2 separate regions of the Homo sapiens genome follow, and region 1 is linked to region 2. A link is an interaction called in ENCODE POLR2A ChIA-PET data of the cell type or tissue named here. Cell type or tissue: Panc1. All regions are shown on one strand. Each heading gives the region's core, and the rest is flanking DNA. Links, peaks and the distances in the headings are about the cores only.

The links. Peaks named below come from ENCODE experiments on the same cell type or tissue, not always from the same donor. Only the 100,000 strongest peaks of a DNase experiment are listed, where the experiment ranks them.
Region 1: POLR2A ChIA-PET joins it to region 2 with 13 read pairs; 11 of 35 experiments call an interaction of 5 or more read pairs at or near these places.

What each region holds. Positions count from the first base shown.
Region 1 is chr1:43,345,941-43,357,175 of GRCh38, forward strand. It overlaps MPL (MPL proto-oncogene, thrombopoietin receptor), which reads left to right. Exons shown (of 12, transcript NM_005373.3): 7 at 505-689; 8 at 852-994; 9 at 2,903-3,062; 10 at 3,323-3,419; 11 at 6,276-6,363; 12 at 6,578-8,526. The coding sequence ends at 6,832. It overlaps CDC20-DT (CDC20 divergent transcript), which reads right to left. Exons shown (of 4, transcript NR_183650.1): 4 at 8,744-9,066. Among named protein-coding and RNA genes, the nearest start is that of CDC20-DT, 7.1 kb to the right of the region's middle. RefSeq lists enhancers at 2,260-3,231, 3,232-4,202 and a silencer at 3,097-3,306. In Panc1, for the core only: no CTCF peak of the experiment used is centred there; a DNase peak (open chromatin) is centred at 3,581; H3K4me3 peaks cover 1,987 bases; H3K27ac peaks cover 2,400 bases.
Region 2 is chr1:43,186,880-43,203,587 of GRCh38, forward strand. CFAP57 (cilia and flagella associated protein 57) reads left to right here. Exons shown (of 23, transcript NM_001378189.1): 7 at 10,674-10,813; 8 at 11,602-11,767; 9 at 12,511-12,624. All of the region lies in intron 4 of LOC105378685 (a long non-coding RNA gene), which reads right to left. It also overlaps the pseudogene RNA5SP46. Among named protein-coding and RNA genes, the nearest start is that of CFAP57, 23 kb to the left of the region's middle. RefSeq lists an enhancer at 1-93. In Panc1, for the core only: no CTCF peak of the experiment used is centred there; no DNase peak of the experiment used is centred there.

The sequences.
Region 1 (11,235 bases), core at 1-8,000, 160 kb after region 2:
AGAGTAGGAGGAATGACGTATGAGAACACGTTAAAAATAGAGGATATTTTTCTCCAGAAAGATGAGGGTTCTTTAATCTTTGAAACAATCCTGTGAGGTTGGTATCATTAACCCATTTTACAAATAGAAGGAAACTGGAGCAGAGATAAACCAAGTAATTTGCCCAAAGTTACACAAAGGTAAGCCAAGACCTCAACTCTTGGTGAAAACCCATGCTGTTTTCACATATCATGCCAGGTCTTTCCTCAAAGGGAAGAGGCCAGACAACAAAGCTGACTTCAGAAAACATCATGGCAAAATAGCAAAAACAAACGAACAAATGAACAAAGGAAAAAACAAAAAGAAAACATCATGGCATAAAGACAGAGGGAAAGCTCTGGAGGCCCCTGGAAGGAAGGAGTTAAATGATAATCCCTGCAGGCCATCGTTCTTGTAGGATGGGAAGCCTTGGGATTAGTCTCTGGGGCAGGCCTGATTCAATGACTCTGTGGGGCTGGGTCTTAGGTACCCCATCTGGGAGAACTGCGAAGAGGAAGAGAAAACAAATCCAGGACTACAGACCCCACAGTTCTCTCGCTGCCACTTCAAGTCACGAAATGACAGCATTATTCACATCCTTGTGGAGGTGACCACAGCCCCGGGTACTGTTCACAGCTACCTGGGCTCCCCTTTCTGGATCCACCAGGCTGGTAAGAACTTTCTTCCTCATTCTTCCCACATAGTTCCCACCCCCACTGAATCTGACCCTGTGCCCAGGATCCCCAACTCTGACCCTTCTGACCGATGGCTCTGGTGGCACAATGCCTTGTGCACAGAAGGACTTAAGCTGCTCCCTGCTGACATCCCTGTAGTGCGCCTCCCCACCCCAAACTTGCACTGGAGGGAGATCTCCAGTGGGCATCTGGAATTGGAGTGGCAGCACCCATCGTCCTGGGCAGCCCAAGAGACCTGTTATCAACTCCGATACACAGGAGAAGGCCATCAGGACTGGAAGGTATGGTCAAGCAACAAATGCCCACAGACCTCACTACGCAGGGGATCCCTGGGGTTGGCCATGCCTGTTAGCAGGAGTGAAAGTGTCTATGTATCCAGTCTCTGCTAGTATATCTATGTTTATCAGATTCAACTGGTATCTTAGTCTCTCTTGGGCATCTGATATTTCTGGCTACTCCTACTTAACATTTCTCTTCCCTTTGTCTTTGGGATATCAGTCTTCCCCGATTTTCCTCCTACCTCTCTGACTGAACTTTCTCACTCTCCTCTCCTGGCTCCTCCTTTCCAGCCTTCCACAAAATGCTGTGCTTCCTAGAGTCTCATCCTAGGCTCTTTTCTCCTCTGATAAAATAAATATGTTCTCCCCAGGTGAGTGCTTTAACTCCATGGTTTCAATGTCCATACATTAACAATCGCAATTTTACCATTCTAACTCCCATATGGAAAGGAATTTACAAACCACAGGCAAATTACCAAAATGTTTGAAGTCTGTTTCCTCATTGGTGAAATGAGGATGAAGCTATCTACCTTATGGAGTTATAGTAAAGATTAAATACTATATCTAAATACCTAGCATACTGCCTGGCATAAGGAAGGTGCTCAATATACATTACTTAAATATTAGTTTGTCTACTTTTATTCTCATTTGCCACACATATATACAACTATGTACAACATCTTATGGTTCTACCAAAACTTCCTCCCCCTGGACATTTCAGACTCAGTCTATCCAGAATGGAACTCCTCTTCCTCCTGAAGCTTTACTTTTTTATTGTGATAAAACTTACATACAACAAAGTGTACAAATTTTACATATATAGTCTGTACTTGTGTATACATCCACATAACCATAACCAGGATCAAGATATAAATTATTTCCAGCACCTCAGAAGCTCCCAATGCTCCGACACATCCCCCGCCACCAAAGGTAATCACCATCCTGACATTACCATTGATTCATTTGGACTGTTGTTGAACTCTATAAAATGGAACCCTAAAGTATATCTTCCTCAAACTTACTTCTCTTCTGTGTCCTGTCTCTGACAATGGCACCGCTACTTACCCAGTACCCAAGCCTAGAAGCACCCTTGACTCTTCTTGCTCTTCCCTTATCCCTTCCCCTTACTCATCAACTAAGTTGATGGCAATAACGTACTAATAGTCCTCAAATTCCTACCAGGATTGCCTTAGACTCATCTGTGACCATCCAGCCGTGTCATCCATGCTTTTAGCACACTAAACTACTCTGTGGCACAAAACCAAGCATTAAATGCTTCTCTGGACTTCCGTGGTGCCTTGCACTAATTAATTGTTGTGATTATTTACCTGTTTGGATGTCTTTCTCATTAGATATGTAAGAGACGGTGTTTTATTGCTTTCTCCCCAGTGCCTAACCCAATGTTTGGAGTATCACACAGTTCATAAATGTTTGCTGCCTTCCTGCTTGTACACATGATGCTTGTACCCCAGCGCCTAACGCAAATCTGGCATCCTCTGCAGCATGAGTATTATTTGTGGCATGGTCTGTGTGGCTCTGAATATATCTGTTTCTGGGGGTGTCCATCGCCCGACCTGGAGTTGTGAGAACACCCGGTAGGGTGTGCGTGTACCGGGATCCCTGCCGAGGGTGTACCTGGGTGTTGGTGTTAGGATACGTAGCTCTCTGAGGTGAGGTCTGTGTCTCAGGAGGTGGGCCTGGCACGTTTCTCTCGGGCAGAGCGTGATCCCGTTAGGGAGAGGCTCTCGGTTAGGGCGCTCTATCCTGTTGCTGGGAAGCGTGTTTTCTGCCGGTGGGGCTCTTTGTGGGAATCTCCGACCGCCTGGGGATTCGGAGCTGCAGGATTTGGGTCAAACAGACGCTGGGCTATCGAAGCCCCGACGCCGGGCCACCGCACGCTTCTTTGCTCAGGTGCTGGAGCCGCCTCTCGGGGCCCGAGGAGGGACCCTGGAGCTGCGCCCGCGATCTCGCTACCGTTTACAGCTGCGCGCCAGGCTCAACGGCCCCACCTACCAAGGTCCCTGGAGCTCGTGGTCGGACCCAACTAGGGTGGAGACCGCCACCGAGACCGGTGAGGCAAGCCCCGGCCGCACCAAAGCCGCACAGCGCCTGCGCCAGGGACTGGGCGCCGGGTGCGAGTGGGGCGGGGCTCGGAGAGGGGCGAGGCGCGGGGCGCGGAGAGGGGCGGGGCCCTGACCTTGCGGGCCGACGGCTGCGCAGGTGCCCGCAGTGCCCAGGGGCGGCGAGGGGCGGGGCCAGAGTAGGGGCTGGCTGGATGAGGGCGGGGCTCCGGCCCGGGTGGGCCGAAGTCTGACCCTTTTTGTCTCCTAGCCTGGATCTCCTTGGTGACCGCTCTGCATCTAGTGCTGGGCCTCAGCGCCGTCCTGGGCCTGCTGCTGCTGAGGTGGCAGTTTCCTGCACACTACAGGTACCGCCCCCGCCAGGCAGGAGACTGGCGGTGGACCAGGTGGAGCCGAAGGCCTGTAAACAGGCATTCTTGGTTCGCTCTGTGACCCCAGATCTCCGTCCACCGCCCGTGCGCACCTACGGCTTCGCCACTTCCTGCACGTCACCTCTGGGACTCGCCGCGGCTCCTTACACTCTAACACGCCCACTATACCGCCCACCTCGAACAGCCCCGCCTCCTGCTGCTCACCTCGGCGACTAGGCCACCGTCCACCCTTCAGCCAAACTGCCCACTCCACCCCCATCCAATCTGCCGTCAGGTCCCACCTCCTAAACCTAGTCCAAACAATGGCCCCCTTTCTCTAGCCCTACAGACACGACCTGACTCACTGAAACAGAACCTCTTGCCCCTCCGATCTAGCCTCACACAGCCACCAGAATAATCTTTCTAAAATGCGCACATGAACCTATCAATTCCCTCCTTAAATCCTTTCAATAGCTCCCAGGATATAGTCCAGGCTCCCTATGATGACAAGCGAGGCTCTGCAAAATCGGCCCCTGCCAGCAAGCACTTCAGCCTGTTCTACCCTGTGCATCAGCCTTTCCAAACTGGTTTTCTCCACAAGTCAGGTTTTACTTCTCAGTGCCTTTGCACATAACGTCCGCTCTGCCTGAAATAGCCTCCCTGTCTCACTAAACCCATTCATCTGTAAATAACTTTCTTCACCAACTCTTAAGAAACCTTTCCTGACCCTCCCCCTTTTGGCCGCTGCTCTGTGCTCCAATACAGTACCAGTAGTGTTTTACTGTGTTTATTTCTTTATATATCTTCCCTATTATACCTTACTTGGTCATCTTTAAATCCTTAGCACAGTGCCTGCCAAAAAGCAGGCCCTTAAATAAATGTTATTAATGAGTGACTCATTTATGTGGGAAGACGAAGGCTGAGGAGAAATGCCATTGGAGGCTATAAACATGAAGGGTAGAATGCATCCCACCTCCATCCTTCATCTGCTGCTTCTTTAAGACTTAGCTCAGAAGTCATCTCCTCCAGATGGTGTCTTCTGATGGTCCTGGGCTGGTTCAGGTGCCACTCTCATGGGCTACCATCTCCCTCTGAACATACCTCTCTTTGAACTTTTAATCTGCCCATACGTATGAGCAGACTGAAAGGTAGCCTCCATGCAGGTAGCCAGATCCAACAAAAAAGTTGGAGAAGTAGGAGGAGGTGGTCTGCTGAGCCAGGCATACTCAGTTTCTTTTCCCCAATTTACCAGGTAAGTCACACCTTCTCCCCTGGAGAGATATGAGTGAGGTCACTGAAGCGGCCTGAAATGTTCTACTGACGTCCCTCCACATGGAAATATGAAGCTAAAGAATCCAGGTTCTGGCCGGGTGCGGTGGCTCACGCCTGTAATCCCAGCACTTTGGGAGGCCGAGGTGGGCAGATCACAAGGTCAGGAGATCAAGACCATCCTGGCTAACACAGTGAAACCCCATCTCTACTAAAAATACAAAAAAAATTAGCCAGGCATGGTGGTGGGCGCCTGTAGTCCCAGCTACTCAGGAGGCTGAGGCAGGAGAATGGTGTGAACCTGAGAGGCGGAGCTTGCAGTGAGCCAAGACCGCGCCACTGCACTCCAGCCTGGGCCACAGAGGGAGACTCCATCTCAAAAACAAAACAAAACAAAACAAAACAAAACAAAACAAAACAACAAAAAAATGGAGGCCCCTCCAATACATCTTAATCCATATTCTTCCCAGATAGACTACCCTCTCCAGTAACTTACTAATAAGCTCCACTGATTTTCTTCATTCATTCATTCAGCTAATTTACTGAGCACCTACTATGGGTCAGACACTATTCTACACCCTAGAAATACAGGAGTGAATAAATAGACAAACTCTCTTTTCTCGGGGACCATATGTTCTAGTGGGGTGAGACAGACAAAAAGAAATATACATAACAATGTAATAAATGTACAACAAGTCAAATACTATAAGGAAAAATGAAGTACAGCAGGAGATAGCCTGTCATGGGGAAAGGAAGCAGCACTACAGTGGTCCCCTCTTATCCACAGTTTCACTTTTTGTGGTTTCAGTTACACGCAGTCAATTAAGGTCTGAAAAAAATTACATGGAAAATTCCAGAAATAAACAATTCATGTATTTTAAATTGTAAGTAGCACGATGAAATCACTTGCCATGCCGCTCTGTCCCACCCGGGATGTAAATCATCCCTTTGTCCAGCATCTCCACGCTGTATATGCTCCCTGCCCCATAGTCACTTAGCAGCCATCTTGCTTATCAGATTGACTCGTTGAGGTATTGCAGAGCTGTGTTCAAGTAACCCTCATTTTAGTTAATAATGGCCCCAAAGTACAAGAGTAGTGATGTTGGCATATTGTTCTAATTGTTCTATTTTATTAGTAGTCATTATTAATCTCTTACTGTGCCTAATTTATAAACTTTATTGTAGGTATGTACGTATAGAAAAAACATCTGCTGGGAGTCTTGAAACATATCCCCTGCAGATAAAGAGGGACTACTGTGTTTCAGGCAAGGTAGTCAGGGATGACATTTGAACAGAGGCCTACAATGAGGTGAGGGAATGAATCCAGTGTTCCAGACAGAACAAACATTGGAGTGTTTGAGGAAACTGCAGCACCCTTTGTTGAACCTGCCCACCACTGACTTCCCTCCCCTACCTGAGGTTTTCTTCTTACTCTACTCCCCTGCCCAACTTTATTGCCTTGACCATGCTCTTATATCTCCAAGCCTTACTCCCCGGCCTCACTGCTCCCCCACCCCAACTGCTGTCCTCCTCCCTGCCAATCCACTGCCATGGCTCAGTCTGCTTCTCTTCCTTCTCCCCCAGGAGACTGAGGCATGCCCTGTGGCCCTCACTTCCAGACCTGCACCGGGTCCTAGGCCAGTACCTTAGGGACACTGCAGCCCTGAGCCCGGTGAGTGTGCTTCCCTCCCCTGTGCCCACCACCAACCCTGCCTGGTACTGGATCCTTGCCCCAACAATACAACTTGTTCAAGGTCCTTGCCCTACCAGTGTGCCATCCCCAGGCACTACCCCAGCACTACCCCAGCCCTTCTCCTTCCTGTACAGTCCAGCCCCTCCTCCCACAGGATCTGCTTTAATCCAGCGCCTCTCCTCATCTCTCCCAGCCCAAGGCCACAGTCTCAGATACCTGTGAAGAAGTGGAACCCAGCCTCCTTGAAATCCTCCCCAAGTCCTCAGAGAGGACTCCTTTGCCCCTGTGTTCCTCCCAGGCCCAGATGGACTACCGAAGATTGCAGCCTTCTTGCCTGGGGACCATGCCCCTGTCTGTGTGCCCACCCATGGCTGAGTCAGGGTCCTGCTGTACCACCCACATTGCCAACCATTCCTACCTACCACTAAGCTATTGGCAGCAGCCTTGAGGACAGGCTCCTCACTCCCAGTTCCCTGGACAGAGCTAAACTCTCGAGACTTCTCTGTGAACTTCCCTACCCTACCCCCACAACACAAGCACCCCAGACCTCACCTCCATCCCCCTCTGTCTGCCCTCACAATTAGGCTTCATTGCACTGATCTTACTCTACTGCTGCTGACATAAAACCAGGACCCTTTCTCCACAGGCAGGCTCATTTCACTAAGCTCCTCCTTTACTTTCTCTCTCCTCTTTGATGTCAAACGCCTTGAAAACAAGCCTCCACTTCCCCACACTTCCCATTTACTCTTGAGACTACTTCAATTAGTTCCCCTACTACACTTTGCTAGTGAAACTGCCCAGGCAAAGTGCACCTCAAATCTTCTAATTCCAAGATCCAATAGGATCTCGTTAATCATCAGTTCCTTTGATCTCGCTGTAAGATTTGTCAAGGCTGACTACTCACTTCTCCTTTAAATTCTTTCCTACCTTGGTCCTGCCTCTTTGAGTATATTAGTAGGTTTTTTTTATTTGTTTGAGACAGGGTCTCACTCTGTCACCCAGGCTGCAGTGCAATGGCGCGATCTCAGCTCACTGCAACCTCCACCTCCGGGTTCAAGCGATTCTTGTGCCTCGGCCTCCCTAGTAGCTGGGATTACAGGCGCACACCACCACACACAGCTAATTTTTTTTTTTTTTTTTTTTTTTTTTTTTTAGACGGAGCCTTGCTCTGTTGCCAGACTGGAGTGCAGTGGCACGATCTCGGCTCACTGCAACCTCTGCCTCCCGGGTTCAAGCCATTCTGCCTCAGCCTCCCAAGTAGCTGGGAGTACAGGCGTCTGCCACCATGCCTAATTTTTTTCTATTTTTAGGAGAGACCGGTTTTCACCACGTTGGCCAGGATGGTCTCGATATCCTGATCTCGTGATCCGCCTGCCTCTGCCTCCCAAAGTGCTGGGATTACAGGTGTGACCCACTGCGCACAGCCCCAGCTAATTTTCATATTTTTAGTAGAGACAGGGTTTTGCCATGTTGCCCAGGCTGGTCTTGAACTCCTAACCTCGGGTGATCCACCCACCTTGGCCTCCCAAAGTGTTAGGATTACAGGCATGAGCCACTGCGCCCGGCTGAGTGTACTAGTAGTTAAGAGAATAAACTAGATCTAGAATCAGAGCTGGATTCAATTCCTGTCCTTCACATTTACTAGCTGTGCAACCTTGGGCACATAACTTAATGTCTTTGAGCCTTAGTTTTTTCATCTGTAAAACAGGGATAATAACAGCACCCCATAGAGTTGTGACGAGGATTGAGATAATCTAAGTAAAGCACAGTCCCTAGGACATAGTAAATGATTCATATATCCGAACTACTGTTATAATTATTCCTTCTTACTCTCCTCTTCTAGCATTTCTTCCAATTATTACAGTCCTTCAAGATTCCATTTCTTAACAGTCTCCAATCCCATCTATTCTCTGCCTTTACTATATGTTGACCATTCCAAAGTTCTTATCTCTAGCTCAGACATCTACTACAGCACTGTGATGCTTTATGCAACTAACTGTTTACATATCTGTCCCCTGCTACTAGATTGTGAGCTCCTTGAGGGAAAGGAACATGATTTATTTGTCCTTTTCCCCCAGCACCTAGAGTAGTGCTTGGTGCATGATAGTAGGCCTTCAATAAATTTTTTCTAAATGAATGAAATCTTTCTGGACAAGGTTACCTTAATCCCATGCCAGCTGTCCTCATCCTCTAAACCGTTCATAGGCAGCAGTAAATGTGCTCAGACAGTTCTGATTATGGACTCTCCTAACACATTCTAATTCTCAAACAAATGGTTTTGTTGTCATTGTTTTTTCTGGCTCCAAATATACCCACTGTATCAGTCAGGGTCTTGGAAGAAATAGATGACACACTCAAATTGGGTAATATGATGACAGTGTAATAAACGGCAAACAGTATTTACAAAGATGAGGGCAAGATTTGGGAAAACCATCAAGGAACAGTGCAAGTGCCTCTGAGGCTAACAACAACAAGGTGCTGGCACTAGCCCTAGGCATCAAGGGGTAAGGGAGGGAGTGGTTCCCAGATCACCAGAGAGTAGCTGTAAGACAGGGCTGCCAGGAAGGAGTCATGGCCTTTCTTTGGTGGAGGGGTGCAGCCAACCTATGGGCAGGTGGCAATGAGAGATCCAGGGGGATAGACAGCTCAATTTCATGCTCTTCCCATTCCAGTCTTGAGTCCCTAGGAGTAAAGTCAGAGCCTTTCATGTGGCTGGGGAGGAATTATGGAGATTGGGTATACTGGATGTCATCCATTTGTCCCACCCAGACCTATTCTCCATCCTTCTCCATCTTGTCCTATGCTTAGCAAGGCTGATTCATATGGCTGGCATCCAAGCATTCTCCTGGGCTTTGGTTTCTGCTTGGGTTCCAACAGTAGGAGGATATTATGGATTGAATTCTATTCCTCTCCTCTCCCTCAAATTCACATGTTAAAGTCCTTTTTTTTTTTTTTTTGGCCGGGCCCGGTGGCACACACCTGAAATCCCAGCTACTTGGGAGGCTGAGGCACAAGAATGACTTGAAACCGGGAGGCAGAGGTTGCAGTGAGCCAAGACCACACCACAAAAAAAGATAAAAGTTTTTTTGTTTTTTTTTTTTTTTTTGAGACAGGGTCTTCACTCTGTCGCCCAGGCTGGAATGCAGTGGTGTGGTCACGGCTCACTGCAGCCTCAAACTCCTGGTCTCAAGCGATCCTCCCACCTCAGCCTCCCAAGTAGCTGGGACTACTGGAATTACAGGTGTGCACCACTAGCTTGGCTAATGTTTTCTGTATTATTATTATTTTTTTTTGAGATGGAATCTTGCTCTGTCGCCCAGGCTGGAGTGCAGTGGCGCGATCTCGGCCTACTGCAAGCTCCACCTCCCGAGTTCACGCCATTCTCCTGCCTCAGCCTCCCGAGTAGCTGAGACTACAGGCGCCCGCCACCATGCCCGGCGAATTTTTTTTATATTTTTCGCAGGACAGGGTTTCACCGCGTTAGCCAGGATGGTCTCGATCTCCTGACCTAGTGATCCGCCCGCCTCAGCCTCCCAAAGTGCTGGGATTACAGGTGTGAGCCACCGCGCAGGCCTGTTTTCTGTATTTTTTTTAGAGACAAGGTGATACTATGTTGCCCAGACTGGTCCCAAACTCATGAGCTCAAGCAATCCTCTGGCCTTGGCCTTCCAAAGTGCTGGGATTACAAGTGTAAGCCACCACACCCAGCCAGATGTTGAAGTCTTAACTCCCAGTACTTCAAATACGACCTTATTAGGAAATAGGGTCATTGCAGATATAATTAGTTAAGATGAGGTCAGGGCCCTAGTTCAATATGATTGGTATTCTTATAAAAAGAGAAAATTGGACACACATACACACAGAAAGAAAGCCAAGTGAAGATGAAGGCAGAGAACAGGGCGATTCTTCTATAAGCCAAGGAATGACAAAGATTGCCGGCAAACCACCACCAGAAGCCAGGAGAGAGGCATGGAACAGATTCTTCCTCACGGTTCTCACACAACTCTCATGACACCTTGATCTGGAACTTCTAACCTCCAGAATTGTGAGACAACCAATTTCTGTCATTTAAGCCAGTTTGTGGTACTTTGTTACAGTAACTCTAGCAAACGAATATAGAGGATATCAGGGGATGGGCTACACAAGTCACCTATACTTGCCGGCTTCCCGTTCTCCCTATTTCATTCTTTCCGCAACTCCTCCAAAATGGATCTCAAGCACCCACTTTCCTGATCCTGCTCTCTCCAAAGTCATCGGTAATTTGATTTTCAATGGCCAAATCTGACCCTTTCTGTCATCATTCCACTTGACTACATATATTAGGGTATCTCCCACTTCAAGATCCATGTCTGGATAATTTCCATTGCCTTCCTTCATTCATTTATTATTATTATTATTTTGAGACAAAGTCTCCCTCTGTCACCCAGGCTAGAGTGCAGTGGCGCGACCTCGCTCACTACAACCTGCGCCTCCCAGGTTCAAGCGATTCCCCTGCCTCAGCCTCCCAGGTAGCTGGGATTACAGGTGTGCACCACCACACCTGGCTAATTTTGTACTTCTAGTAGAGACAGGGTTTCGCCACATTGGCCCGACTAGTCTTGAACTACTGACTTCAAGTGATCTGCCCGCCTTGGCCTCCCAAAGTGCTGGGATTACAGGAGTGAACCATGACAACCTGCCCAAATCCTTTATTTTTAAATGTACAAATTCCCTGAGGCTATACCCTTTATCCTTCTCTATAGCTACCACCAGAAGTTGCAAATTATTGCCATATCCCCCCCCTCAGATGTTTTATTTGGTCCTTCCCTACACAGAAACCCCACAGGTACCACAATGCCTAGCAGATGAAGT
Region 2 (16,708 bases), core at 337-8,336:
TCCTTCCAGACCAGGACCTATCTGCCTGCTGGGGGACTAGTCACCATGTGGGCAAATTTTAATCCAAATAAGTTAGCATAAACTCATGCATCCCCTTAATACAGAGCAAAACAAAATTCTAATTTTAAGATATTCACATAGAAGCATGCTGATAGACTCAGTGGGGCTGTGATTGCTACAGTAACTTTGGAGGACAGACGTATTGGCATTGTCCATCAAATTTAAATCTCACATATCCTTTTACCCAGAAATTGCATTTTAAGGCATTTAATCTATTGCTATATTTGCTCATGTACACAAATATGTATATATAAAAATGTTTCTTTTTCCTTTTTACTGTTTTGGAATAACAAAGAAAGCTAGTATAAATACACTGCAGACATTACAACAAAAAAGCACTATTAAAGATAGAGATCATATTGTACTTAAAATGGCTCAGTACCAATAAGATATTACAATTTTAAGTTTGCATGTACCTAATACCATAGATTCAAAATATATAAAGCAAATCTGGGCAGAACAAGGAAAATAGACCATCTACAATCATAGTAGAAGATTTAACATATCTTTCTCAGTAATGGTCCTTTTTTTAATAACAACTTAATTGAGTTATGATTCACATACAAATTGCCTATTCAAAGTATACAATTCAGTGGTCTTTAGTATATTCAAAAAGTTATGCAACCATTTATCATAGACAGCCTTAGGACATTTTTATCACCTCAAAAAAAAAAAAAGCGCATACCCTTTAGCTATTATTATTCCTCCATCCTCCCAATTATCACCCCTCCCCACCCCAGCCCTAGGCCACTACTTACCTACTTCATGTCTCTATATATAGATTTGCCTATTCTGGACATTTCATTCAAATGGAATCATAAAACGTGTGGACTTTTATGACTGGCTTCTTTGACTTAGCATAATGGGTTTTGTTGTTGTTTTGAGACAGGGTCTTGCTCTGTCACCCAGGTGGGAGTGCAGTGGTGTGATCATGGCTCACTGCAGCCTTGACCTCCTGGGCTCCAGCAATCTTCCCACCTCAGCTTCCCAAGTAGTTAGGACTACAGGTGCACGCCACCACACCCAGCTAGCTTTTGTATTTTTAGTAGAGACAGGGTTTTGCCATGTTTCCCAGGCTGGTCTTGAGTTCCTGAGCTCAAGCAGTCCACCCGCCTCATCCTCCCAAAGTGTTGGGATTACAAGTGTGAGCCGCCACACCTGGCCAGCATGTTTTCAATGTTCATCCATGTTGTAGCAGGTATCAGTACTTCATTCCTTTTTTATGGCCAAATAATATTTAATTATATGGATATACTATATTTTATTCATCAAATTTGTATATTTGGGTTTTTTCTACCTTTTGGCTTTTATGAATAATGCAACTAGTTTTTATGTGGATGGGTTTTCATTTCTCTTCCTAGAAGTGGAATTGCTGAGTCATATGGTAACTTCATGTTCAATTATTTGAGGAACTGCCATACTGTTTTCCAAAGTTGCTGGACCGTTTTATATTCCCATAAGCAGTATATGAGCATTCTGATTTCTCTATATTCTTGCCAAAACTTGTTATTATCTTTTTTATTATAGCCATCTTAGTGGGTAAGAAGTGGTATCTCATTGTGGTTTTGATTTGCATTTACCTGGTGATTAATGATGAACGTCTTTTCAAGAATTTCTAATTCTTCTTTGAAGAAATGTCTATTCAGATTTTTTGCCCATTTAAAAAATTGAGTCATATGTCTTTTTATTATTGAGTTGTAACAGTTATTTATAATTCTAGATATAAGTCCTTTATCAGATATGTGATTTGCAAATACTATGTCCCATTCTGTGGGTTGTCTTTTCACTTTTTTGATGTTGTCTTTTGATGAAGTTTTCAATTTTGATGAAATTGAATTTATCTATTTTTCTTTTGTTGGTTGTGCTTTCCATGTTATATTTAAGAAGCCAATGCCTGAGGCCATGAAGATTTACCTCTGTATTTCTTCTAAGAGTTTCATAGTGCTAGCTCTTACATCTAGGTCTTTAATCCGTTTTGAATTCATTTGAGTATATGGGATGGTATAGGGGTCCAACTTCATTCTTTGGCATGTAGATATCCAGTCGTCACAGCATCATTTGTTGAAAAGGCTAGTCTTTCTCCATTGAGTAGTCTTGGCATCTTGTTGGAAATCAGTTGACACATGGGTTTGTTTCAGGACTTCCAATTCTGTTCCATTGATCTGTCTATCTTTATGCCAGTACCACACTGTCTTGATTACTGCTGCTTTGTAGCAAACTTTAAAATTGGGAATTGTGAATCTTGCAAATGTAGTCTACTTTATCAAGATTGTTTTGGGTAGTCTGTGTCCCTTGCAATTCCATATGGATTTTACAGTCAGCTTTTCAATTTCTACAAGAAGCCATCTGGGATCCTCACCGGGATTGCATTGAATTTATAGATCAATGTGGGGAGTGTTGCCATCTTAACAATACTAAGCCTTCCAATTCTTGAGCATGAGATATTTTCCATTTATTTAGATTGTCTTTAATTTGTTTCAAGAACATTTTGTAATTTTCAGAGTATAACTTTTGCACTTCTTTTGTTAAATATATTCTGAAAAATTTTCTTCATGATGCTATTGTAAATTGAATTATTTTCCTAATTTCATTTTTGGATTGTTCATTCTAAGTGTATAGAAATACAATTAATTTTTGCATACTGATCTTGTCTCCTGCAACCTTGCCAAACTCATTTATTAGTTCCAGTAGTTTTTGTGTTAGGTTATTCTGGCATTGCTATAAACGAGTACCTGAGACTGAGTAATTTATAAAGAAAGGAAGTTTAATTGGCTCATGGTTCTGCAGGGTGTACAGGAAGCATGGTGCTGGCATCTGCTTCTGGTAAGGGTTCAGGAAGCTTACAATCATAGTGGAAGATGAAGGGGTAGTATGCACATCACATGGTGAGAGCAGGAGCAAGAGAGGGAGGTGAGAGATGCCACACACTGTTAAACAACCAGATCTCTCATGAACTCACTCATCACCAAGGGGATGTCACTAAACCATTCATAAACCATTCATGAGGGATATGCCCCCAATGATCCAAGCACCTCCCACCAGGTCCCACCTTCAACACTGGGGTTACATTTCAACATGAGATTTGGAGGAGACAAATATCCAAATTTTATCAGCGTTTTTAGTGAATTCCTTAGGATTTTCTATATATAAGATCATGACATCTGCAATAGAGGTAGTTTTAGTCTTCCTTTCCAATCTGTGAATGCCTGTTACTTATTTTCCTTGCCTAGTTGCCATGGCTAGAACCTCTAGTATCATGTCAAATATCAGTGATGAGTGCAGATCCTTGTCTTGTTCCTAATCTTAGGGAGAAAGCATCCAGTCTCTTTTTTTTTTTTTTTTTTTTTTTGAGACGGAGTCTCGCTCTGTCACCCAGGCTGGAGGGCAGTGGCGCAATCTTGGCTCACTGCAAGCTCCACCTACCGGGTTCATGCCATTCTCCTGCCTCAGACTCCCGAGTAGCTGGAGCTACAGGCGCCCGCCACCATGCCCAGCTAATTTTTTGTATTTTTAGTAGAGACGGGGTTTCACCATGTTAGCCAGGATGGTCTCGATCTCCTGATCTTGTGATCCGCCTGCCTCGGCCTCCTAAAGTGCTGGGATTACAGGCGTGAGTCACCGTGCCCGGCTGCATCCAGTCTTTAACGATTAAGTTTGATGCTGTCTGTAGGTTTTTTTGAAGATACTGTTTATCAGGCTGAAAAAGTTCCCTTCTATTCCTAGTTTGTTGAATGTTTTTATCATGAACGGCTGTTGGATTTTGTCACATTTTTTTTTTCCTGTGTCTATTGAAATTATTGTGTGAGTTTTCGTTTTTTACTTTATTAATATAGTATATTATACTAAGTGATTTTCAGATGTTAAACCACCCTTGCATTCTTGGGATAAAATCCACTTGGCCATAGTATATAATCATTTTCATATTAGTATATTCAATTTACTAGTATTTTGTTGAGGATTTTTGTATCCATATTTATAAGAAATAGTGATCTGTAGTTTTCTTGTGATGTCTTTGACTGCTTTTGCATCAGGGCCTCATAGAATGAGTTGGGAAGTGTTCCAGCCTCTTCTAATTTTTTGAAGGTTTGTGAAGAATTGGTATTAATTCTTCTTTAAGTGTTTGGTAGAATTCACCAGTGAAGTCATCTGGGCCTGGGCTTTTCTTTGTGGAAAGTTTCTTTTTCTAATTAATCTCTTTACCTATTTTCATCTATTTAGATTGTCTATTTCTTCTTGAGCCAGTTTCAGTTTTTGTGTCATTCTAGGAATTTGTCTATTTGTCTAATATAGTGGCATGCAATTGTTCATAGTATTCCTTTATGATCCTTTTTATTTCTGTAAGCTTAATGGTAATATTCCCTCTTTTGGCCGGGCGTGGTGGCTCACGCCTGCAATCCCAGCACTTTGGGAGGCTGAGCCAGGCAGGTCACGAGCTCAGGAGATTGAGACCATCCTGGCTAACACAGTGAAACCCCGTCTCTACTAAAAATACAAAAAATTAGCCAGGCATGGTGGTGGGCGCCTGTGGTCCCAGCTACTCGGGAGGCTGAGGCAGGAGAATGGCGTGAACCCGGGAAGCAGGGCTTGCAGTGAGCCAAGATCGTGCCACTGCACTCCAGCATGGGTGACAAAGCAAGACTCCGTCTCAAAAAAAAAAAAAAAAAAAAGTAATATTCCCTCCTTCATTTCTGATTGTATTAATATGATTTTCCTCCTCCCCCCATTTTTTTTTATCTCTTTAAAGAATCAGCTTTCGGTTTCATTGATTTTTCTCTATTGCTTTGCTATTCTCTATTTCATTAATGTTCACTCTAATCTTTACTGTTTCCTTCCTTTGGCTTGCTTTAGGTTTAGGTTGCTCTTTTTTTTTTTCCAGTGTCTTAAGGTAGAAGATTAGGTTATTTATTTAAGATCTTTCTTTTTTGAAAATGTAGGTATTTGCAGCCAGAAAAAAACTCCTCTTAATATTGCTTACCATAAATTTTGCTATGTTATGTCTTTATTTTCATTAATCTCAAATATTTTGGAATTTCTCTTTTGATTTCTTTTTGACCCATTGGTTTTAGGAGTGTGTTGTTAAATTTCTGCTTATTTGTGAGTTTTCCAGTTTCTTTCTGTTTGTTATTAATTATTAATTTAATTACACTGTGCTTAGAGAATATATTTTGTATTATTTCTATTCTTTTAAATTTATTAAGGTTTGTTTTTGGCCTGGCATATAATCTATTCTGGAGACTGCTCTATATGCACTTGAGAAGAATGTATATTCTGTTATTATTGAGTTGGGTGTTCTATATACGTCTGTTAGGTCTGGTTGGTTTTTAGTGTTGTTCAGATCTTCTGTTTCTTGTCATCTTCTGCCTACTTGTCTTGATTGTTTTTGAAAGTGGTGTATTGCATGGCCTGGTGTGGTGGCTCACGCCTGTAATCCCAGCACTTCGGGAGGCCAAGGTGGGCAGATCACCTGAGGTCAGGAGTTCATGACCAGCCTGATCAACATGGAGAAACCCCGTGTCTACTAAAAAAATACAAAATTAGCCAGGCGTGGTGGCGCATGCCTATAATCCCAGCTACTCAGGAGGCTGAGGCAGGAGAATCGCTTGAACCCAGGAGGCAGAGGTTGTGGTGAGCCAAGATTGTGCCATTGCACTCCAGCCTGGGCAATAAGAGTGAAACTCCATCTCAAAAATAAATCAATAAAAAAGCCGGGAGTGGTGGCTCACACCTGTAATCCTAGCACTTTGGGAGGCCGAGGTGGGTGGATCATCTAAGGTCGAGAGGTCGAGACCAGCCTGACCAACATGGCGAAACCCAGTCTCTATTAAAAATACAAAAAAATTAGCTGGGCGTGGTGGCACATGCCTGTAATCCCAGCTACTCAGGAGGCTGAGGCAGGAGAATTGCTAGAACCCGGGAGGTGGAGGTTGCGGTGAGCCGAGATCATGCCATTGTACTCCAGCCTGGGCAACAAGAGTGAAAACTCCATCTCAAAAAAAAAAATAAAAAGAAAGAAAGTGGTATATTGCAATCTTCAACTCCTATTGTTGAGCTGTCTATTTTCCCCTTCATTCTTGACAATTTTTACTTTATACATTTGGGTGCTCTATTTTTAGGTGCACATATCTTTACAATTAATATATTTTCCTGATGGGTTGACCATTTTGCATTATAAAATATGTCTCTATTTCTAGTAACATTTTCTATTTTGAAGCCTATTTTGCCTGATCTTACTGTAACCACACCAGCATTTTTGTTGTTGCTGTTTGTATGGTATATCTTTTTTCATCCTTTTACTCTCAATATATTTGTATCTTTGATTCCAAACTGTGTCTCTTATACACATCATATAATTTAATCTTTTTTTATCCAGTCTGACAATCTCTTTTGATTGGATTGTTTAATCAGTTCACATTTAATGTTATTACTGGTATAGTTGAATTTATGTCTACCATTTTTGTGTGTGTGTATCATGGGGTTTTTGTTCTTCTGTTCCTCTCTATGCCTTCTTTCACATTAAGTAAAATTTTAAGGTAGTGTTTTAATATCTTTAATTATTTTTCCCTATATACTTTTAATTATTTCTTAGGGCTTACCATACACACTTTAACTCATTATAATCAGATTCAGTTTGATTCAATTTCATACTAACTTAATGCTAGTAACATATAGAAATGTTATTGCCACATAGCTACCTTCCCTTTCCCCTTTTTAATGGTAATATTGTTATATATATTACATCTATGAGTGTTACAAACCCCAATGACATATTCTTATAATTATTACCTTATATAATTTTATATATTTTAAAGAAGCTGAGGTTAGAATGGGGAGCAATTATATATTTATAGTCTTTTTATGTTAACCTTTACTATCATTTCTGGTTCTTTTCATTTGTTTCTTGAGTTTGAGTTACCACTGAAGTCATTTCTTTAATCTGGTACACATTTGTTCCCACCCACCATTTGTGTGCTATTACTGGGAAATATATTACATTTCTATATGTTATAGCAACAACAGTATATTATATGCATATTGTTTCCTACAATTGCTTTTTAAATCAGCTAAAAGATGATGAAATATATATTTATATTGTCTTTTATAATTACCTTTACCAGTGCTCTTTGTTTTGTGTGGATTTGAATTACTATCTGGAGTAACTTGCTTTCAACCTAAAGGATTTCCTTTAGTATTTTCTGTAAGTCATATCTGCTAGCAACATATTTTTTCAGTTTTTTTGGTAATTTTTTTTCACCTTTAGTTCTAAAAGATAGCTTTGCAGGATTTTTGTTTGACAGCTTTTTCTTTAAGCACTTTGAACATGTTATCCCATTCTCTTCTGGCTTCCGTTGTTGTTGCTGAGATATCTGCTATTAATCTTATTGGGACTCTTTTGTAAGTGATCAGTCATTTTTCTATTGATGCTTTCAAAATTTTCTTCTCATCTTTAGCTTTCATTATTTTTGCCAAAATGTGTCTGTTTGTGGAACTCTTTGTGTTTTTCCTACTTGGAGTTCATTGAGCTTCCTATATGTGTACACTGGTGTTTCCCAATAAATTTATAATATTTTCAGCAATTATTTATGAAAATGTTTTTTCTGTTCCTTTCTCTTTCTCCTCTCCTTCTAGCATTCACCTTATGCATTAGTTGGTGTGCTTAATGGTGTCCCACATTTTTCTGAGGCTCTGTAAATTTCTAATTCTTTTTCCTCTCTGTTCTTCAAATTGCTAATCTTTTTTGATCTATAAAGTTCACTAATTCTTCTGCCAGTTCAGATCTATTCTTGAGCACCTCTAGTGGATTTTTCATTTCAGTTATTGTAGTTTTTAACTCTAGAATTTCTATTTTCTTACAGTTCTATCCCTATATTGATGGGATCCTTTTATTCTTCTCTATTTGATGCATATCATTTCTACCTTTACTTGTTTAATCATGGTTTCCTTTAGTTTTTTGGACACACTTGGAATGGCTAATTTCAAGCCTTTGGGTGCTGCCGTAGGGAATTTTGTTGCCTGTGAACAGAAAAATGCAAATTAATACAACTCTGAGATGCTTCTTTATAAGAAGTTTCATTACTATATTGTCAAAAATTAAAAATCCACTTATTACCAGAGATTTCTGAGGACAGGGGAAAATGATAACCCTAATATGGTGATGATGGGAGTGTAAACTGATACAGCCATTCTAGCAAGGAATCCGATAATTCTTGGTCAAATAGAGAGTGCATGTACCTTGTTATCCAGTAGTCTGCACTGGATACACACCAGGAATTTGACCCCACAGAGCCATTAAAGAACATGGACAGGCCAGGTGTGATGGCTCACACCTATAATCCCAGCACTTTGGGAAGCTGAGGCGGGTGGATCACAAGGTCAAGAGATCGAGACCATCCTGGCCAACATGGTGAAACCCCGTCTCTACTAAAAATACAAAAATTAGCTGGGCATGGTGGCATGTGCCTGCAGTCCCAGCTACTAGGGAGGTTGAGGCAGGAGAATCGCTTGAACCTGGGAGGCGGAGTTGCAGTGAGCCGAGATCACGCCACTGCACTCCAGCCTGGCATCAGAGCGAGACTCCATCTCAAAAGAAAAAAAGAAAAAAAAAAAAACATGGACAAAGATATTCACCATAGTGTTTGTAGCAATGGACGGTTGAAGACAATCCACATGTTCATTCCTAGTGGTAATGAAGAAGTAAAGTAGCTAGATGCACACTGTAGAATATCAAACATCAGTTAGAAGCAAATTATACATACTGCAACATAGATGATTCCTTAAAAATTTCGTGTTGAGAAAAAAGTAAAAGTACAGAAAGAGATCTGAAGCACAATATCATTTATAGAAATATAAAACACATATGTATATAGTCAGTGACATACATGAAATCCTTTTGTTGGTGCCTACTTATCATAGGGAGGAACAGAAGTAAAAATTGAGAAAGAAAGGAGCGAAATAAAATAAAATTTGTCTTATATGAATTTATGATGAATCTCTGCAAGTCTGCTTCTGAGATACAAAATGAAAACAAAGACACAGAAAGCAAGGAAATATGAGATAATGTCATCAGATGAGATTTAGAATTGGAAGAAAAAGGTTGGAATGTTTGAAAAGGAGAATAAACAGTATGAAATACTTATCTTGGATATTTAGAATGTGAATTTATTGAAAAAATATGGTAGAGTTACCAGACAGGGTTAAATGCCCACTGGAGGTTTGTGGTCATGCATTTGCAGTGAAACCGGTAAGCCCACTTGTGTGATTCCCCATCATTGCATGACTCCTCAGGCAGAGGGGGAAGAGAGAGCATTGCTTTTGTTTTTAAGACAAGAGAGATTTGAGTGTGTAAAAGCTAATAGGAATGTGCTCATAGAGACAGGCAGGTTGAAGATATTGGAGAAAGAAAGCGTAACAGATGGAGAAGAATAACAATAACCTGTGCCTGCCTACCCAGCATAGCATCTCTTTCTCTGAGATAGTAGGGTCTACAGCCATAACACCGTGAATGCACCTGATCTTGTCTGATCTCAGAAGCTAAGCAGGGTCAGGCCTGGTTAATACTTGGATGGGAGATACTAGCGTAGGATAGAGTGGATGCAGATAAATTTATAAGTGGCAGAGGGGCAGAATTTGAAAAAAAAAATCCATTTCAGCCTTTGTCTTGGCTTGCGAACAGACCTAAATATGTACATCTCATTAAATTTCCCAACGATCACTCCTCATTCAGGTGTTCCAGAAACAATGCCTCTGATGACAGACATCTGTAACCTACATAACCAGTGCAGTAGGATGCATTTCAATTTAAAATCATCCATCCAACTCTCATTTGCTACTGGTGATAATTAGTGCAGTCTCTCCAGAGAGAAACTTGGCATTATTTATCCAGATCCTTAAAAATCATTCATACAATTTTTCCCAGTATTCCACTTCTAGAACTGTATACTAAGGAAATAATCAGAGAGATACAAAGACTTGTGCAAGGATATTTAGTCTAGTGTTATTCCTATAATAAATAACAAAAATTGGAAGCCACTTAAATGTTCCTACAGCAGAGGAAGGGTTAAATTAAATTCTAAGATATCCATTGAAGAAAATATTTTATTGCCATTAAAATAATGTTTAAAAATAATATTGGCTCAGCCAAGCATGGTGGCTCACGCCTGTAATCCCAGCACTTTGGGAGGCCAAGGTGGGCGGATCATAAGGTCAGGAGATCGAGACCATCCTGGGCTAACATAGTGAAACCGCGTCTCTACTAAAAATACAAAAAAAAATTAGCCGGGCATGGTGGCAGGCGCCTGCAGTCCCAGCTACTCGGGAGGCTGAGGCAGGAGAATGGTGTGAACCCGGGAGGCGGAGCTTGCAGTGAGATGAGATTGCGCCACTGCACTCCAGCCTGGGGGACAGAGCGAGACTCCATCTCAAACATAAAATAAAATAAAATAAAAAATAATAATAATATTGGCTCAGGAAAATATGCATAATATTCAAACAGTTTAGCCACAGCCTGATTTCTGTGCACCCAGGCTAATTAATGTTCATGGGAACTAATTAGAGCTGACATGTACAGCCAGCCTTTTGCTTACTCTGCGGGATCTTGTTCTGTGTGATTTCTCTAGGGGGAGCCTGCTCACTTTGAGTATTTGATGTATCCATTGCACTCAGCACCCATCACCGGTCTAGCTACCTGCATCCGCAAACCCCTTATAGCCACCTGTTCTCTGGATCGATCCATCCGCCTTTGGAATTATGAAACAAAGTAAGGAATGAAAGGCTTGCCTACTTTATTATGCAAGACCCCAGTTGTGAATTTATGTGAATTATTTTAATTACAGTGTTCCAAACTTTAATTATTTAGAAGCTTTCAGTTGGAAAAGATTTTTAAAAAATCAAGTCAGTCAACCTACCTGTTTCTCACTCTTGCGTGGGCTAGAAAACTACTTTGTGGTTTATTTAATGCTTACCACATGCTAGACACTGGGGACATGAAGAGATGAAGACAACACCTCAGTCTCTCACCTTCTTACATAAACTCCTGGGTCCCTCCAGCTCTCCTATCCCCTTGTTTCCCACAGGAACTGCTCTTTGCTTCAGGGAGCTCTCCAGACCCTTTCTTCCTCATCTTTCTCCCAGGACATCACTATCTCAACCACCCCCAACTCCCTCCTGACTTTACCTTCCAGCACAGCTTCCCTGGGAAGCTCCAACCCTAGGTGGACCCCCACCCCCTACTGTTTTCTTTGTTCTTATGTACAACTTCTGGGGCTTCTGGGGAAAAAATACTTGGACAATACTCATGAATTTTGGAATATAAACAGAGCTATGTCTTCAGCATCGCTAGACCACACCTTGACCAGTCTCCCTATCTACCATGCTCCACGCTGGACATTATCCCCTAATAACCAAGATCTAGAAAAGAGAGGAACCAACAATTGCAAACAGTAGTGTGTCTCAAATACGATGATAACAATATATATCAGATACAGTAGATGACTGGAAGGATTTAGTGAGCTAAGCTTACAATTCAGTAATTGATCTTTTTCACAGCACCCTGGAACTATTTAAGGAATACCAAGAAGAGGCATATTCCATCAGCCTTCATCCATCTGGACACTTCATTGTAGTAGGGTTTGCTGACAAACTACGCCTCATGAATCTACTCATTGATGATATACGTTCTTTCAAAGAATACTCTGTTAGAGGATGCGGAGAGGTAAAAAAAAAACTGCTGAAGACAAAAGTCCAGTTTCTTAGAAAGCCACGGCTGAAATATCAGGAACTAACATGATCTGGGGAGGTGGGACCAAAATCTGTCTTGGAGAACTACAGTGGCTTAAAAAAAGGGGGAAGGAGGAAATCCAGTTATTTTCCCAGCAACCTTATTGAGTATATGGTTCCATCCCCATATTCTTATGTCCACCAGACTATTTCATTGAACCTAAAACCTTGTGAGATCCCCGCTATGATAAGTCCTGTCTGTAATTGTGGAATATTAACAAATATTTTAAAAGAAAAGTAATCTCAGAATCAGAGTCACAGCTAAGAAGGTGAGGTTGGAGACGGAGGAGCCAGGGAAAAATAAGCATCAATGGTGAGAGGTAATAAAGAGCGCATCAGCTTTCCCTGAGGTGTCTTGCAGAAACAAGGCAATGATTTCAGGAATTACTTCCCCGGCTCTGAAACATGCTTCTACAGGCAAAATGATTGCTTGTGGTCCCAACGGCTTAATGATTTGTGGGCCTGACAGTGTCAGCATCTGGCCACTATGAGTTACAGGAATAATGAAAGTGTCTGAAAATGTCAGCCACTCCTCAGTCTCATTTGCACCTTCCCCCCACTCCCACCCTCACACGTAGTTTCAGTCTGAACTCGTTGGGAAAAGCACCTCTTGACTGTAACCTCTAATTAGACTGCTCACTTCCTGCTTGCTTGCTCTCTTGCTGTCTTTCCCTATAGTGTTCCTTTAGCAATGGAGGTCACCTGTTTGCTGCAGTCAATGGAAATGTGATTCACGTTTACACCACCACGAGCCTAGAGAACATCTCAAGCCTGAAAGGACACACAGGGAAGGTAAGTGAGTGAACAGTCTCTGGGGAAACAAGGGGCACGGAGCCAAGTATGCCGCCAGCCAGTGGGATACAGGTGAACAAAAGAGAGATGGTTCCTTTCCTCATGGGTTCACTGTCTACTTGGGGAAAGAGACAATAAAACAAATGCACAGACAAATGTAGTTACTAATTGCAGTTCCACTGAAAGAAAAACATGGTGTTGTTGTGAGAGAAATAATGAAGGGGGCGGCATAATTTAGGTGGCTGTATTTGCAAAGGCTTGGTCCTATAAGAGTGAGTAGGAGTTAATCAGACACAACTGGTGGGGATAATCACTGCAGATAGGGATCCAAAGGCCAGAGATGGGAGACTCATAGGGTGTCAGAGAACGTGAAAGTCTGTGGGCCTGGAATGTGGTGCCAGGATAAACCGTGGGGTAAAGATGGGCTGAGATTGGAGAGGTCACAAGGGCCCAAATGCATGGAAACTTGTAGGCCTTGTAAGGATTTATCCTTCTTATTTCTTGAAATCATGGAAGACTTTCAGGGCAGAGAATATGACCGGATTTGCATTTTGAAGGATTACTTTGGCAGCAGAGTGAAGACTATTGAAGGGGGCGAGGGTAGAAATGGTGAGGAGGCTATTGTGGATATCTACACCATAGATAATAGTGGTGGTGATACAGTTAGGGAGAAGTGGATGGATTCAAATGATTTTAGAAAGTAAAGTCGTGGTGGCTTATGCCTATAATCTAAGCACTTTGGGAAGCTGATGTAGGAGGATCGCTTGCACTCAGGAGTTCGAGACTAGCCTGGGCAACATAAGGAGACCCTGTTTCTACAAAAAGTAAAAAATATTAGCCAGGTGTGGTGGCACACACCTGTGGTCCCAGTTACTTGGGAGGCTGCGGTGGGAGGATCACTTGGGCCCAGGAGGTCAAGGCTGCAATAAGCCATGATCACACCACTGCACTCCAGCCTGGGTGACAAGAGTAAGACCCTGTCTGAAAAAAAAAAAGAAAGAAAGAAAGAAAGAAAAGCAAAAGAAAAAAAGAAAGTAAAATCACTAGGTCCTAGAGTAGTAGATTAGATGTGAGGCATGATTAAGAGGGAGAGGCATAGAAAGGGTAAGAAGTCAGCAGATGAATTTGGAGATAAGAGGCCATTGGAAAAGAGAGGCATTCTAGGCAGAAGGACTTGTTGGAGATGATGAAATGGAGGTATGAAATAGGACAGTGCTCATTGGTTCATATGGCTGGAACACTGGACACATTTGAGCAATGATAGAGGGAGTAGGAAAGGTTGGCTGCATCGCAGAAGGTAGTGTATGCCATGCCAAGGAATTGGACTTTAGTCTCTAGGTGACGAGAAACAACGGAAAGGATTTAAGCAAGAAAGTAATGGGATCAGAAAGGTAACTCTCTGAACAGTATTGAGGAAGGATTAGAGTGGAAGGAAATTGGAGTGATGGAGAGCAGTTAGGATGTGAAGGTGAAAGCTGGGTTAGGAACTAAACCATGACTTTAGTAGCGGAGGCAGAGAGAAGAAAGAGATGAAGTTCCATTTTGGCCATGTGATATTTGACGTGCCCAGAAGTGTGATGTATGTGTGTGGAGGTCAGGAGAGAAGTCAGGGCTGAGTATGAAGATTCGGGGAATTAGAAAGTAGAGGAAGTCAGAGGCATAGATTAGATCACCAAGGGCCTATGTAGAATCTGAGAAGAATATTGGACAGCAGAGGGAAGACCAACATTTAAGAGACTGGTGAAAGAAGAGGAGCCGATGAAAGACTGAAAATAAAGATACAAAGAGAACTTGGAATCAGATAATTATCTCAAAGAAGCCAAGGAACTAAACAATTTCTGAAAGGTTGAAGTGGTCAGTGGTACTAGATGTCAGAGGGAGGTCATGTAAAGTCCAAAACTGACCGTTGACTTTAGCAAATAACAGATCATTGGAAGGAAAAGTAAAAATGTGTGGAAAGTGAAAGTGCTATGTAAACACAAGCATTTTTGTTTGTTTTTGAGACGGAGTCTCACTCTGTCACCCAGGCTGGAGTGCAGAGGCGTGATCTCGGCTCACTGCAACCTCCACCTCCTGAGTTCAAGCGATTCTCCTGCCTCAGCCTCCCAAGTAACACAAACTCTTTTTTTGAGACAGAGTTTCGCTTTCGTTGCCCAGGCTGGAGTGCAATGGCACAATCTCAGCTCACCGCAACCTCCGCCTCCCAGGTTCAAGCGATTCTCCTGCCTCAGCCTCCTGAGTAGCTGGGATTACAGGCATGTACCACCACACCCGGGTAATTTTGTATTTTTAATAGAGACGGGGTTTCTCCATGTTGGTCAGGCTGGTCTTGAACTACTGACCTCAGGTGATCCACCCACCTCGGCCTCCCAAAGTCCTGGGATTACAGGCGTGAGCCACCGCGCCTGGCCCACGGACATTATTAATGAGAGCTGCTGAGCCTCCTCAGCTTCAGCAATATAATTAGTCTTCAAGTGACTGTGGAGATGCGGATGAAAGTACAGAAAGTGATTCTGATGCCCAAGCTCACCAGTCCAGGAAAACAGCCATTTGTTTCATCACTTTACAAGTACTTAAAACACTGGTCTCTAATTAGGGATATATGTTAGAATGACATGTGTAACATTTTTTACAAATACAGATACAGGATGCAGCTAAAGCTATGCATACAGGGAAATGTATAACCTTAAATACATATACTGTGTTAGAAATGAAAAAAGATACATAAGCATCCATCTCAAGAAGTTAGAAAAAGAACAGCAAATTAAATTCAAATAAAAGGCAGGAAATAAAGATAAGAGCAGAAGTTAATAAAATAGAAAACAGACAAAAGATCATCAAAGCCAAAATTTGATTCTTTGAAAACACGAAATAGACAAACCCTTGGCATGACTGATGAAGAAAAAATTAAGAGTGTGGAGATACCAACAACCAATATGAGGATTAAAAAGGGGATATCACTAAAGGTCCTATAGACATTAAAAAGATCTGAAAGGGGTCCGGGCGCAGTCACTCACGCCTGTAATCTCAGTACTTCGGGAGGCTGAGGCAGGCGGATCCCTTGAGATCGGGAGTTCGAGACCAGCCTGGCCAACATGGTGAAACTTCATCTCTACTAAAACTACAAAAATCAGCCGGGTGTGGTGGCACACACCTGTAATCCCAGCTACTCAGGAGGCTGAGACAGGAGGATCGCTTGAACCTCGGAGGCGGAGGTTGCAGTGAGCCGAGATTATGCCACTGCACTCTACCTTGGGTAACAGAGTGAGACCCTACCTCAAAAAAAAAACAAAATGAAAAAAAAATTGAAAGGATATTATGAACTTTATGCAAATAAATTTTAATATATAGATGAAACTGACAAATTCCTATAAAAATTGAATCTGTAGGCTGGGCGCAGTGGCTCACACCTGTAATCCCAGCACTTTGGGAGGCTGAGGTGGGCGGATCACGAGGTCAGGAGATGGAGATCATCCTGGATAACACGGTGAAACTCCGTCTCTACTAAAAATACAAAATATTAGCCGAGCATGGTGGTGGGCACCTGTAGTCCCAGCTACTCGGGAGGCTGAGGCAGGAGAATGGCATGAACCTGGGGGATGGAGGTTGCAGTGAGCCGAGATCATGCCAGTGCAGTCTAGCCTGGGCAGCAGAGTGAGACTCTGCCTCAAAACAAAACAAAACAAAACAAAACAAGAAGAATCTGTAACTTAAAACCTTTCTACAAAGAAAACTCTAGGCCCAGATCTTATCACTGGGGAATTTTATCAACATTTAAGGAAAAAAAAATAACACTATCACTAATCTTGAAAAAAACTCTTCTAGAGAATTGGAAAAAGAAGGAATACTTTCCAGTTATGTTCTATGAGGCCAAAATAATTGTGATACCAAAATCTGTCAAAGACACCACAAGAAAAAAAAATAAGCTAGTCTTTTTCATGAGCACAGATAGAAATATATATTTATATATATATTTTAGACGGAGTCTTGCTGTGTCACCAGGCTGGAGTGCAGTGGCACCATCTCGGCTCACTGCAACCTCTGCCTCCTGGGTTCAAACGATTCTCCTGCCTCAGCCTCCTGA